2 separate regions of the Homo sapiens genome follow, and region 1 is linked to region 2. The links are chromatin contacts, found by Hi-C or POLR2A ChIA-PET in ENCODE. All regions are on one chromosome and are shown on one strand. The core of a region is the stretch at or near the end of the contact, and the rest is flanking DNA. Distances in the headings are between cores, read along the strand shown. Region 1 holds the start of SLC30A9 (solute carrier family 30 member 9). Region 2 holds the start of RFC1 (replication factor C subunit 1).

Region 1 (7,261 bases), core at 603-3,102, 2.6 Mb before region 2:
ACGTATGATTCATTTTTCTTTTTCTTTTCTTTTTTTTTTTTTGAGACAGGTCTCACTCTGTCACCCAGGCTGGAGTGCACTGGCATGCTCAAGGCTCACTGCAGCCTCAATTTCCTGGGCTCAAGCGATCCTCCCACCTCAGCCTCCTGAGTACAGGCTAGGATTACAGGCGCGCGTCACCAAACCAGGCTAATTTTTTGTAGAGAGGCAGTTTTGCCATGTTGCCCGGGCTGGTCTTGGAACTCCTGGGCTGAAGCGATCCACCCACCTCAGCGTCCTAAGGTTTACAATCTTCCTGAGGATTAGCAGCATGAGCCACTGCACCCAGCCGATGATTCATTCTGTCCATAAGGGAACCTGGCAGTATATTGCCAATATGGAAAAACTCAACAGTTACACTTTTCTATCACTACCAAAAAAGCCCTGGGAATAGTGCTGTTAAAATTTATCCGTTTGAAATTCTAAGATTCAGCTTTACATTTATTGCAAATAAAAGATACGAATATATTCTAATTTATATCCACAGCATAGTTACTATAGCTTATATTACATAAAATCTCGAATGACTGCAACTTCCGACTTCTTTCAGGAGGTCACGAACATGTTACAGGTTTTTTCAAACCTATGTTTTTACAGACAGCTCACTATGTTGCCAAGGCTAGCCTAGAACTATTGGGCTCAAAAGATCTGCCTGCCTCAGTCTCCCGAGTAGCTGGACTACAGGAGCGCACCACCACACCTGGCTTCGAACATGAATGTTTCGGTAAATACTCTCTGCATCCCAAGAATGGAGGGATTAGGTTAAGGGTGGACTTAGTTCTGTCTTCTCCCTCAGAGATCCTATCAGTTCTCAGTGTCAAGCAATGTGTGTCAAGCTACGGCAAAAACGAAGGTAAGCCTGATTAGTTCAATGTTATTTTGGAAACTCTCAAACCATTTAAATTTGAGTCAGAAAAGAATGTTGAGAGAGACGAAAATTCTCTTCAACCACCTTTTTTTCTGGGTTACCACTACAACTGCCACCTTTTCACCAAAAAGACTGCTCAGCCGAACTGAAGAGTTTCTTTGTTTTTCGGACCCAAACTGGGTTCATTCAATGATTGTCGGATACTTTCGTACTTCTTCCAAAAGATCCGTAGTGAGTAGCACCCCTCCTTCCTTTTAGAAAATTTAAGAAAATAAGTTGGGAGAGTAAGAAAAAGAAGGCCAAGAAAATCTCAACCAAGTGCTAAATGAAGGTGCGCTGGAAAGCTCCAAAGACCCTGGAACTTTGCGGAGTCCGCAATTTCCAACCGCGGAGGTGAGTAACCGCGGGACACCGCGATGCGCACGTAACATTTTGTTTGGTACAAAGCGGTAGGCTTCAGAGGTGCAATCCGGCCCGCGAGGTGCCCACAAGTTCCCGCGGGGGCCATGCTAGGGCTGCAGAAGGCATCAGAGTCAGAGACCTGTCAGGACCCCCGCGGGCTGCGCAGGCTGAACTGGAAAGGCGGAGGCCAGAAAGGAAGGTTCTGAGGTTGGCGAAAGGCAAGTGGGCGAATTGCCCCAGGCGAGGCGCCGAGCCCAGCCTGGCCCTCCAGTTCGGCTTCTACGGAGCCAGCGGCCAGCGCGGGACACTCACCCTGGCGGTCGCTGGGATTACAGGCCGCCGCCCTGCATCGCAGACGGAGCCGGCACAGGGAGGACCAGCTACATCTGTGGGCCGCGGCGGCGGCCAAGCCGGGTAACATCCTGGTGGGGCAGAGGCCCCTACTCGGACACCGCCTTCTGCCTCCGCGCCGCCACCGGTACCAACTGACTCCATAGACTGGACATCAGCGAACACCGATGGCTTCGCCGCCACAAGCTGCCTGGGTGACCCGGAAACGGCAACGTCATTTAGCGACGCCTGCCGTGGAGGTAGCGGAAGTGACGTAACACGTTGAGCACCAATAGGGAGGCCTTCCTTCCCGGGGACCCAGACTCCCAAAGTGGGGAGGGCGTGGCTGCAGGGGAAGTTTGGTGTCTGCCGTCTTCTTTTGCACCTGTACTTTTGCGCTTGGTTGGAAATCACGTAAACTGTTTACATCTTGTTCAGCCAGGAAAGCTGTCCTTTGGGAGTTCTACTTATTCCTTTTTTTCTGGACTCGAAACCGGGGCCGTGGTTTCGGAAATGGGAGGAAAGATGGGAAGGATGGACGCAGGTTTTCTGAGCCTCTCTACCTAGAGCCTGCCAGGATAAACCCAAATTAGAACCAACATGTCCAGTACTCTCCGAACGTCTGCCACGTACATCGTTCTCCTTGTTAACACCAGTGTGTATCCAGTATCATAAAGGCAAGTACACACTTCGGAATCAGCTACTTGCCCTACTAATCTGTGAACCTCAGATTTTTGCCTGCAATATAAGAGGTTTTATGTTCATGACAAGTTAGGGTAAACGGAGGTATGCAGACTTCGAAACATTTTGGTCCCAGGGAGAAAGAAACCTGAACAGTATCCACGTTAACTGTTTCTCTCTGCCATGCTCATTCAGCTCTTAACTCAAACTCAAGAGAGGCCTTCCTTGACCACCCTAGCTATGGTAGTCCTGGTCATTCTCTACCCGGCTGTCCTATATACTTTTCTTCAAAACGCTTATCACTATTTGAGATTTTTTTTTCTATTTTGTGTCCTAGAATAGAAAATAAGCATCATGATGCTGGAATCTTGTCTATTTTGTACATGGCTGTATAAAGCCGCTAAAACAATGCCTGGCAAAAATAAATTGAATGGAATGTATGGTGGTTTGTTTTAAAGTTAATCTGAGTCGCTTATCTATATTACTGCAAAATAACTATCTCGGGGAAATTTAGTATGTCCTTAATTTTTAAAAAAATCAACAAGTCTCTTATACTAATTGAGATAAGTATAACCAAATGAGGAAAGAGATTATCGTTAAGAATGGTAAGCAAATTTAATTTCCTATGACAAACATAACTTAAAATATTCAGTGGACAAACATTAAAAAATGATGTCCCATAAATGTAGGCTCAATATTACTAAAAAATCTGAATATTACTGGAAAGTTACTTTCCCTTTCTTGTAATAGATTTTAATAGAAATTCAACTTTATGAAGTAAAAATACATAAAGGCTTACCTCTTATTTTATGGTAACTATGCAAACATCTATTAACTTTTATGGATAATTCTTTTTGAACAAAACTAATCTCATATTTTGGATTCTTAAAATGGCTTTGGTTTCAACTCGTTTTAGGCAAGCCTGATCAAAACTTCTCAGGTTTTATTTTTAATTTGTGCGATAGGATTATTATTTTTATTTTGTTTAGCTGTACTAATCATTTTTAGAAGAAAATGTTCCTTTCTTGATAAAACTTTTAAAAAAAATACATTTTGTGCAGAGTTCTTAATTTCCATAACAGCCCACCTGATGTGTAAAATATGTTGGTGCACAGTAAAATTTCACAGTGTGTGCTTTCCTGTCCTTCTTTTTCCTGGTATAGTTGGGGTGTAACTTGACTTAGACACTACTAATTGTTATAAACCTCCAGTACCCTTGATTTGCCAAATAAGTTTGAAGAACAAAGTGTATCATTTTCTGTTACCTTAACTCTCACAATGCTGTATCACATAATAAAGCCTCAACAGACTTGGATTAAAATAACTCTGCAGTTGTCTTGGTATTTATACCTACATATCATGATATACTTATCCTTTTGGAAAGTCTTTGAAACTTCCCCAAGTGCTAAAACTTAAGATAATGTCAGTTTTAGAGTTCCTTAGGGGAATTTCCTTTGACCCTAAATCCCATCCTTACCAAGAGACTTTGTTTTTATGCTCCATTTGAGACACATTCAGCGTTGCCTACCTATACATAACAGGTAAGATTCTAGTATCATAGGGCTTATTTTCTATTGGAAGAGGCAGCAAATTTATAAATAAATATATTGATAATTTAAAACTAATAGCAGCAGTAGTAATATTAATCATTTACTAATTGCCAGGCCCTCTGTGTACACTGTCTCATTCATAATACCTTAAATAAGTTATAGGTAGACGAAGAAACCAAGGCACAAAGATCTTGATCTTAAACACCACTCTTTCTAAGTCAATGGGTACTTGCCTTTGGAAGAAAATGTGATGTCTTCTCAAAAGACTTGAATGATAATATGGTGTTCCTATTTTTTTTTTCCTGGAATGTAGGTTAAGAGAGAATTTCCCCAGATATTTTTTACTCATGTGATCAACATGGTATAAAATTGTCCAAGTTTCATGAGGATACATGATATAAATAGATGCCTAAATATAGGGAACTATTAAGTCAGATAGATAGAAACAGAAGTAGGAAAGGAGTGAAGTGTCATTTGATTATTACCATACACCATAATTCCTGCAAGGTTTTCCATTAACTCTGAAGAAGTTCCAACATCTTTCAGAAATTTGCTTGTGCAATTGAGCTAACTACTATTGCTTGGTTTCATCCTGTCTATAGCTTTGGGAAAATAACTCTGATCTTGAGACAAACTTGACTGGTTATCTGGAAAACTGACTTAGATAATCCATTACAAAATAAAGTAAGTGGCTCTATCATGAGGCTTACCAAAAACACAAATTTAATTTTGAACACAGACATACTTGTTGTCATCACGTTTTGGCGATTTTTTTTTTCTTTGCCTCTAGGAGTGGGGGAGGAGGGAGCTTGCCCACCTGAACACTTCAATAAGAAAATGGCCCAGCCTGGCCAACATGGCAAAACTTTTTCTCTACTAAAAATACAAAAATTAACTGAGAGTGGTGGTGCACACCTGTAATCCCAGCTACTCGGGAGGCTGAGGAATAAGAATCACTTGAACCCAGAAAGTGGGGGTTGCAGCGAAACGAGATTATACCACTGCACTACAACCTGGGCAACAAAGTGAGACTCTGTCTTGAAAAAAAAAGAAGCAAGAAAGAAAATGGCTTATAGCCAGGTGCTAGTGGCTCATGCCTGTAATGCCAGCACTTTGGGAGGTTAAGGCAAGAGGCCAGAAGTTCAAGACCAGCCTGGGCAACACGATAAGATCCCATCTGTACCAAAAAAAAACAAACAGAAAACAAAACTGGCTTATACATGGGTAAAAAGAATTACCTGGTCACACCCCCTCTCCTGTACAACAATGGTCAGAAGCAATAAGGGTCTGCACAGACACATTTGGCCTGTAAAGGCAAACATGCAAAAGAAATGAAACATGCACTTGATGTGGTTTCTGACCAGGTCTGACCAGGTTGCTAATCCTCGTCTCCATTTTTCAGAGAGGTGAAAGGTTTTTTCTACAGTTCACTTAGCAAGAATGTCACAGAAGATGGAATCAGACTCAGGTCCTCTAACTCCAAATCAGTTTACATGGTTGAGTGAGCATTGCAGAGGAGGAGAGAAGGAAGGAGTGGCTTGTTCTTACAGGTTTTCCCTCTGACATTATCCTATGAAATTACTTGTGGGATTTTTTTTGTCACAATTATCTTGTCAAATAGCCATTTAGTAGTCCACTACCATTAAACTTACGTTCACTCTTTGCCACTTCCATCCAAGAAAAGGAGAATGATTTCTCCAATGATAACTGTATTCCTGGATCATAGCTCTCTTATTCAACACTTCTTAGCTTCTCCAATAAAAGCTCCTTCTCTGCAATTTACCTGGTATGGTGGAGAAAAAATTACACATACACACACTTTTCCTTAGAGGGTAGTGAACAAGATTCATATTACAGCTGGAATAATTGAGTTATTAAATACTCCTGGAGGCAAGAGACTGACTGTTTGATAACCTTTATCCTTGAGAAGAATTAAGCTGAGACAGAGCATGGAGGTGTAATATTTTTAGAGAGGGCAGCATTTGTGAAGAGTCAATTCCTTCCCCAAAGCCACAGGTGGGGGCAGCAAGAGAAAGTCTTACTAGGTTTTTTAAAATTTAACTTTTTATTGAAGTATAATACACACAAGACATATATTAAGGGCATAGCTCTAACAATTATCACTAGTGAACAAAAACTGTGTAGCCAGTACCCCGCTATAGAGAGGATGCACCTGACAGCAGTAACAACCATATCCTGAGAACGACCCTGTGATCTAAAACGAATGTGTGCTCAGAATCCCAAACTAAGGAAACAGGAGCGACTAACCCTGAGTTTCACTCCTTATCTATGAAGGACGTCTGAACCCCCAGCCCATCCCTTACAACACAGGCAATATAGGGGATCAAGGTCCTTTGCTTTGGGTTAAATGGAGGTTGCTAGGTGGAGTGTGCTAAATGAAAATGCTATATAAACTGCATGCTTTTTACAAACAGTAGTGGTTCTTCTGTCCAGCCTACTACCACTGGACCATCCCTATATATAAGTTCCCCCAATAAACCCAAGTCTTGTTCGCTGTCTACGCATCTTCTTTGGACTCTCGGACACAGTGCCATTACTATTGGAGTCACTAGGGGTCTGGCATGACACCAGCATTGCTAGCTTCCTAGAATCTTCTTCTGGTCACTACTCTTCTGCCCTACAAGTATACCATTAATCCTGCTTCTAAGAACATAGATTCATTTTGCCTGTTTAGGGACTTTATGTGCATTAGTTGTACAATATGTGCTCTTTTGTGTTTGGCATCTTTATTTCAACATTATGTTTGCAGGATTTGTCCATAGTGCTATGCTCATTCTCACTGCAAAAAGGATTCCATTGTGTTAATATCCCACAATTTATCCACTCTACTATTAATGAACATTTGGGTAGTTTCCAGTTGGAGCTATTAACAAATTATGGTGGACACAGGTATGCATTTCTGATTAATATATTCCTAGGACTGAAATGACTGGGTCATAGAGTATGCAAACTTCTAGCTTTAGCAATTACTAACTTTTCCAAGTGCTTGTACCAGTATACACTCAACAGTATATGAAAGTTCTATTTGCTCACAACTGCACCAACATTTGCTTCTCTTTTAATTCCCAACGTCACTCCACCTGATCTATTTTATTTTAACCATTATAGTGAAAGTGGTGTGGCATTGTGGTTTTAATTTGCATTTCCTTGACAATAAAAGAAGTTGGATGCCTTTTCAAATGTATATTAGCCATTTGGATCTCCTCTTTTTCTCCTATTCAAGACTATTGCCTCCCTTTCTTTTAGGTGTGTTTTTCTTACTGATTTTTTTTTTGCATTTGTTTTCTTTGCAAATGAGGATAAACAGTTTATCAAGTTATGTAGTCATTTTTTGTCAATTGCCAAATAAATGACATATCAGTATCAGACA
Region 2 (7,030 bases), core at 4,394-6,893:
CAGCAGTCCCCCAAAGTCTTAACTCATTTCAGCATTAACTCAAAAGTCTACAGTCTAAAGTCTCATCCAAGACAAGGCAAGTCCCTTCTGCCTATGAGCCTGTAAAATCAAGAGCAAGTTAGTGACTTCCTAGATACAATGGGGGTACAGGCATTGGGTAAATACAGCCATTCCAAATTGGAGAAATTGGCCAAAACAAAGGGGCTACACGCCCCATGCAAGTCTGAAATCCAGCAGGGCAGTCGAATCTTAAAGCTCCAAAATGATCTCCTTTGACTCCATGTCTCACATCCAGGTATGCTGATTCAAGAGGTGGGTTCCCATGGTCTTGGGCAGCTCCACCCCTGTGGCTTTGCAGGGTACAGCTTCCCTCCCAGTTGCTTTCATGGGCTGATGTTGAGTGTCTGCGGCTTTTCCAGGTGCATGGTGCAAGCTGTCAGTGGATCTACCATTCTGGGGTCTGGAGGACGGTGGCCCTCTTCTCACAGCTCCACTAGGCAGCGCCCCAGTGGGGACTCTGTGTGGGGGCTCTGATCCCACATTTCACTTCAGCACTACCCTAGCAGAGGTTCTCCATGAGGGCTCCGCCCCTACAGCAAACTTCTGCCTGGGCATCCAGGCATTTCCATACATCTTCAGAAATCTAGGCAGAGGTTCCCAAACCTCAATTCTTGACTTCTGTGCACTTGCAGGCTCAATGCTACGTGGAAGCTGCCAAGACTTGAGGCTTGCACCCTCTGAAGCCACAGCCCAAGCTCTACATTGGCCCCTTTCAGCCACGGCTGGAGTGGCTGGGACATAGGGCACCAAGTCCCTAGGCTGCACACAGCACGGGGACCCTGGGCCTGGCTCATGAAACCACTTTTTCCTCCCTGGGCCTGTGATGGGAGGGGCTGCTGCAAAGGTCTCTGACATTCCCTGGAGACATTTTGTCCATTGTCTTAGTGATTAACATTCGACTCCTGGTTGCTTATGCACATTCCTGCAGCCGGCTTGAATTTCTCCTCAAAAATAGGATTTTGTTTTCCACTGCATTTTCAGGCTGCAAATTTTCCAAACTTTTATGCTCTGCTTCCCATTTGAAACTGAATGCCTTTAACAGCACCGAAGTCAACTCTTGAATGCTTTGCTCCTTAGAAATTTCTTCCACCATATACCCTAAATCATCTCTCTCAAGTTCAAAGTTCCACAGATCTCTAGGGCAGGGGCAAAGTGCTGCAAGTCTCTGCTAAAACATAACAAGAGTCATCTTTGCTCCAGTTCCCAACAAGTTCCTCATCTCCATCTGAGACCACCTCAGCCTGGACCTTATTGTTCATATCACTATCAGCATTTTTGTCAAAGCCATTCAAAAAGTCTCTAGGAAGTTCCAAATTTTCCTACATTTTCCTATCTTCTTCTGAGCCCTCCAAACTGTTCCAACCTCTGCCTGTTACCCAGTTCCCAAGTTGCTTCCACATTTTCGAGTATCTTTTTAGCAATGCCCCACTCTGCTGGTATTAATTTACTGTATTAGTCCATTTTCACGCTGCTGATAAAGACATACCCAAGACTGGGCAATTTACAAAATAAAGACATTTATTGGACTTACGGTTCCACATGGCTGGGGAGGCCTCATAATCATAGTGTAAGGCAAGGAGGAGCAAGTCACATCTTATGTGGATGGCAGCAGGCAAAGAGAGAGCTTGTGCAGAGAAACTCCCGTTTTTAAAACCATCAGATCTCATGAGACCCATTCACTATCATGAGAACAGCATAGGAAAGATGCACCATCATGATTCAATTATCTCCTATCCCACTGGGTCCCTCCCACAACAATGGGAATTATGGGAGCTAGAAGATGAGTTTTGGGTGGGGACACAGAGCCAAACCATATCAGTATATAAGACTGGGCCAGGTGCAGTGGCTCACACCTGTAATCCTACCACTTTGGGAGGCCGAGGTGGGTGGATCATTTGAGGTCAGGAGTTAGAGACCAGCTTGACCAACATGATGAAACCCTGTCTTTACTAAAAGTACAAAAATTAGCCAGGCATGGTGGTGGATGCCTGTAATCCCAGCTACTTGGAAGGCTGAAGCAGGAGAATTGCTTGAACCTGGCAGGCAGAGGTTGCAGTGAGCTGAGATTTCGCCAATGTATCCCAGCCTGGGTGACAGAGCAAGCCTCCATCTCAAAAAAAAAAAAAAAAAAAAGTATACAAGACTGATCTGTAGTGTTGTATGATGTATGATCTGTATTTCATTGATTTTTATTGTTGTATGAATATATTTCAATTTATCCATTTTCTTTACAGTTAACATTCAGATTGTTTACAGTGGTTTTTGTTTTGTTTTGTTTTTGGGACAGCATCTTGCTCTGTCGCCCAGGCTGGTCTTGAACTCCTGGCCTCGAACTCCTGGTCTCAAGCAATACTCCTTCCTTGTCCTCCCAAAGTGTTGGGATTACAGGCATGAGCCACTGTGCCTGGCCTTCTGCGGTTTTTTGATTATTCTCTGCTTTGTGGTATACAGATATTGCTGAAAATGTCGAAAAGGCCTGCAGATACCCCTTTGGGTAACAGTGATAAGAAAAAGAGGAAGCATTTATGTTTATCTGTGGCACAGAAAGTCAACCTTAGAGAAGTTGGACAGCAGTATAAGTGTGAAAATCTTACAAAAGAGTATGGGATTGGAATGACCACCATATATGATTTGAAGAAACAGAAGGAAAAACTGTTGAAGGTTTATGCTGAAAGTGATGAACAGAAGTTAATGAAAAGTAAAAAAACAAAACCAAAAAAACCCTCCCAGCACTTTGGGAGGCCGAGATGGGTAGATCACGAGGTCAGGAGTTCGAGACCAGCCTCACCAAGATGGTGAAACCCCGTCTCTACTAAGAATACAAAAAATAGCCAAATGTGGTGGTGCACAACTGTAATCTCAGCTACTCAGGAGGCTGAGGCAGAAGAATCGCTTGAACCTGGGAGGCGGAGGTTGCAGTGAGCCGAGATGGCGCCACTGCACTCCAGCCTGGGTGACAGAGCAAGACTCCGTCTCAAAAACAAAAAACAAAACAACCCCCCCCCCAAAAAAAACTACGTAAAGCTAAAAAAGAAAATCTCAATCATGTATTGAAAGCATAAATTCATAAGCATCATAGTGAACACATGCCACGTGATGGTATGCTGATCATGAAACAAAGATCTATTGCAATGAACTAAAAATTGAAGGGAATTGTGCATATTCAACTGGCTGGTTGCATAAATTTAAGAAAAGACAGGGTGTTACATTTTTAAAAAATCTGTGGCAATAAAGCATCTGCTGATCACAAAGCAGTGGAGAAATGTGTTGATGAATTTGCCAATATTTTCACTCATGAAAATCTGACACTAGACCAAGTCTACAAGATTGCTGAAACATCACTGTTTTGGTGTTATTTGCCCCAGATAGATACTAACTATGGCTGATGAGCTAGCCCATAAAGGAATTAAGGATGGGAAGGATGGAATAACAGTGCCGGCATGTGCTAATGCAGCAGGCATCCATAAATGTAAACTTGCTGTGATAGGCAAAAGCTTATATCCATACTGTTTTCAAGGAGTGAATTTCTTTCCATGCCATTATTCTGCTAACAAAAAGGCATGGATCAGCAGGGAAATCTTTTCTGATTGGTTTCACTTTTTTTTTGTTTTTGTTTTTTTTTCCTGAGACAAGGCCTCTCAAAGTGCTGGGATTATAGGCATGTGCCACCATGCTCAGTCCTATTTTGGGTCTTCAAAAATATTTCCATTCTGGATATCTATTCCTTTATAAGAAACCACTCCAATACTTATTACCTTAACAGAGCAATCATTTAATTATGTTCACGCTACTGTGGGTCAGGAAATTTGGACAGGCCTTGACTGAGTGATTTTTCTGCTCTCCCAGGTGTTGAATGGGGTCAACAAAGCTAGTGAAATTCCATCAGTTGCTGGATGGGATCTGAGATGGCTTCATTTACATGCATGGTGCCTGGTGGAGATGGCTATAAGGCTGGTCTCAGATGACCACCTCCCTGGCTTTACATGGTGCTCCAAGAGAGCAAGACAGGAGCTGCCAGTCTTCTTAAAGCTTAGGTCTGGAGTTGGCATAGTATCACTTCCATTGTATTCTTTGATCAAATCAGTCATAGGCCAGTCCAGGTTCAAGGGAGGAGTTTCAAAGCATATGCAGTCATTTTAGATCTGGTATATTTCTGAGATAGAGTATTTTCATGTAAATAAATATTCCTAAAGAAAACAATCTCACAAAGAAGTTACAGTCTCCTGACTTAAGTCTCATTTAAACTCAAGGAAGGCTTCAAATGCCAAAAAAAAAAAAAAGCAAAAGTTAAGAGGAATGTAATATAAAAGACACGTACAACTTTTTATGTCTTATTTACTCATTTATTGATTTATAACACAATGAACATTATAAATTGGTGTAGGTCCTCTAAAATTATGGGCAAAAATTTGTGTGATATGTCTGCTAAGACAAAACCGAGGCACAGTAACTTGCCCTTGGTCACATAAATAGCAGGTGGTGGGGCTGGAGACCTAGCATCCTGGCTTCAGAGGGAACAGTGCAGTGAGGCCCTGTTAATAAGTAACAGTCTGTCTGTAAATTCGGGATAAGAGTAGTCAGTGTCATCATGGGGATAAAATGAGCTAGGCTAGTCCAGAGCTGCACGTACAACAATAGGCGTTTAATAAATACAAGCTGTCAATGCTCAGCCTCTGTTGTATTCCAGGCTGTTCTATCTTTCGCCATAGAAATGTTGGTGTCATAAAGCGCAAGACCCAACAGGGGGTGGATGGGTGAGAATTTCAAAAGTGTAGCTAGAGCCAAAGCTGGAGATACTGCTTTCTCCATTGAACTCTTTATGGTCTAATCTTTCTCTTGAAATCGTACGCAAATGTTTCATTGTATTCCGTGATTCAATTGCTAATCTATTCATATACAACTGGTTTACCCCAAAGCTTTCGGTATCTTTTCTTTTTTTTGAGGCGGAGTTTCGCTCTGTCGCCCAGGCTAAAGGGCAGTAGCTCGATCTCGGCTCACTGCACCACTGCCTCCTGGGTTCAAGCAATTCTCCTGTCTCAGTCTCCCGAGTAGCTGGGACTACAGGCACACGTCACCACCCCCTGGCTAATTTTTGTATTTTTAGTAGAGACGGGGTTTCACCACATTGGTCAGGTGGTCTCGAACTCCTGACCTCAGGTGACCCACCCGCCTCGGCCTCCCAAAGTGCTGGGATTAGAGGGGTGAGCCACCGCGTCCGGCCTCTTGATGAAACCTTATTACAGAATAGATATTTATACATAATATGTAAAACGCACAGCTAAAACATTTATCTTACTAAAGTTGGTAGTAAAAACTTTTCAAAGTTACTATAGGGAAGTGCATTGTCCAGACGTGTAACCGGGAGGTACTTGGGTACCCCGCCTGCCAAGGAAACCAATATCGGATCCCCCTACTTTAGCGCCCCCGCCAAAAACCGAGCTCACACCAAAGCACCGTGGTTCCTCTCGATGTCAGCGGCCCGCCTGCCCTCGGGGCAGCACCTGGGCAGGCGTCGCACCTCCCGCCTCTGGGCGGGACGGAAGCAAAGCTCGCGCCTCCTGACGTCATCACCGCGCGCCACTGTCTTCGCCTTCTTGCACTTCGCGGGAGAAGTTGTTGGCGCGAATGGATCCTGAGCCTCGATAACAGATTCCTCAACCGGCCCACCCGCCAGCCAGCCAGCGCCTTCATCCTGGGGCTGCGATGGTGAGCCGCTGGGGGAGGCCGTGCGGCTCGGGGTCTGGGGGGGCTTTGCAGGCCTGGTGTGGACCGGGCACTCCTGGTATGCAGGGTGGGGGAGGATGGCGGTGGGTGGTTCCGGAGGCTAGCAAAGGCAGAGAAGGGGCCGCACACCGGGCACTGGACGCAAAACTTTCATTGCATCGCGGGCTCTGGCTCTGGGCGGCAGCCAGCGCGCAGGGATTTTGTTGCTACGTGTACTTGCACTTTCCCCCCGCCCCCCACTCTTGGGGGAAGGGAGAAAGGAAGAGAGGAAGGATGGTGGTTTTGGGACGCATTGGTAAAGTTATTTTCTTGTTCGGCGTTGCCCGAACCTCAGTTTGAGTACTGCCTAAAGCGTGGATTTCAAGCTTTGGGTCACGAGGGAGAAGAATGTAACAAACTTTTCTTTCTTAGGGAATATGTTGTGTAGGGCCTTAAACTTTTATCATTAACAGCTCAGCTCGTCTCATCTCCGCTCGTCATTAACGATCACCTGAGCGGTGTTGAGACCGAGGGCATGGAGAGGATATTTTATTTTGTTTAGATGAGTTCATAGGAGTCAAAAGGATAACATGGCTTACTAGGAAAAAGAAGTACAGCGAATAGAAACAGATGCAAGACATTTGACAGCTGTCATCCTCTTACCACCTGATGTTTAAAATCTGAAAAAAACCCAAGCCTCACTGCATAATTCTGGATAAAATGTTCAAACAAATTGAAAGTGAAATGATTATGCAGCCAGCAAAGCAGACATTCCTGATGGTATGGCAATGGATATGGCTCTGTGTTTGAAATATTTTTAAAGGACCATTTAAAATGTTCATTAAGCTAGAAGATACTTAACAATCCGATATAATTTTTTTCAATCATTGGTCAACGTGTCACAGTGACAACATTCTGGGGGGGGGCGGTGAAAATTTTATGCCACACTGGGAAACGTTGCAGGCCTTTGTGTTTCTTCTCAAAAAAGGGCAACAGTAATGATAGTAGCTACCTTGTACCAAGCATCTTCTTTAGGTCAATATGTGAACTGTTGGTTTTCCATGGTTTTTTTTTTTTTTTTTTTTTTTCATTTCAACCCACATCGATGCAGTTTTACAGATGGTGCAAGCACCTTTTTGGAATTTAAACAGTGTATCATATAACTAGTAGGTGGTTGAACTAGAATTAGAATCTTGGTGTTTCTGACCACCATGTTATACTACTTCCCTATAATGATCATCATTACATTTTGGAGGCCAAAGCACTG

What was found. A loop is a pair of places that touch in the nucleus more often than their neighbours do. ChIA-PET counts read pairs that join two places held with the same protein, here RNA polymerase II (POLR2A). Pooled maps may share reads with other maps.
Region 1: a map of CD4-positive, alpha-beta T cell shows a loop between it and region 2 (14-fold over the local background). The contact joins the promoter of SLC30A9 here to the promoter of RFC1 in region 2. A Hi-C loop is called at or near these places in 1 of 168 maps with a recorded cell type or tissue (CD4-positive, alpha-beta T cell) and 7 of 50 pooled maps. POLR2A ChIA-PET finds 5 or more read pairs at or near these places in 2 of 52 experiments (CD8-positive, alpha-beta memory T cell and H1).

The regions. Positions count from the first base shown.
Region 1 is chr4:41,985,121-41,992,381 of GRCh38, reverse strand. SLC30A9 (solute carrier family 30 member 9) reads right to left here and starts at 1,852. Exons shown (of 18, transcript NM_006345.4): 1 at 1,622-1,852. The coding sequence starts at 1,730. It overlaps DCAF4L1 (DDB1 and CUL4 associated factor 4 like 1), which reads right to left. Exons shown (of 1, transcript NM_001029955.4): 1 at 5,917-7,261. RefSeq lists enhancers at 1,681-1,820, 2,101-2,180 and a silencer at 1,752-1,971.
Region 2 is chr4:39,364,975-39,372,004 of GRCh38, reverse strand. It overlaps RFC1 (replication factor C subunit 1), which reads left to right and starts at 5,643. Exons shown (of 25, transcript NM_002913.5): 1 at 5,643-5,766. The coding sequence starts at 5,764. RefSeq lists an enhancer at 5,602-5,721.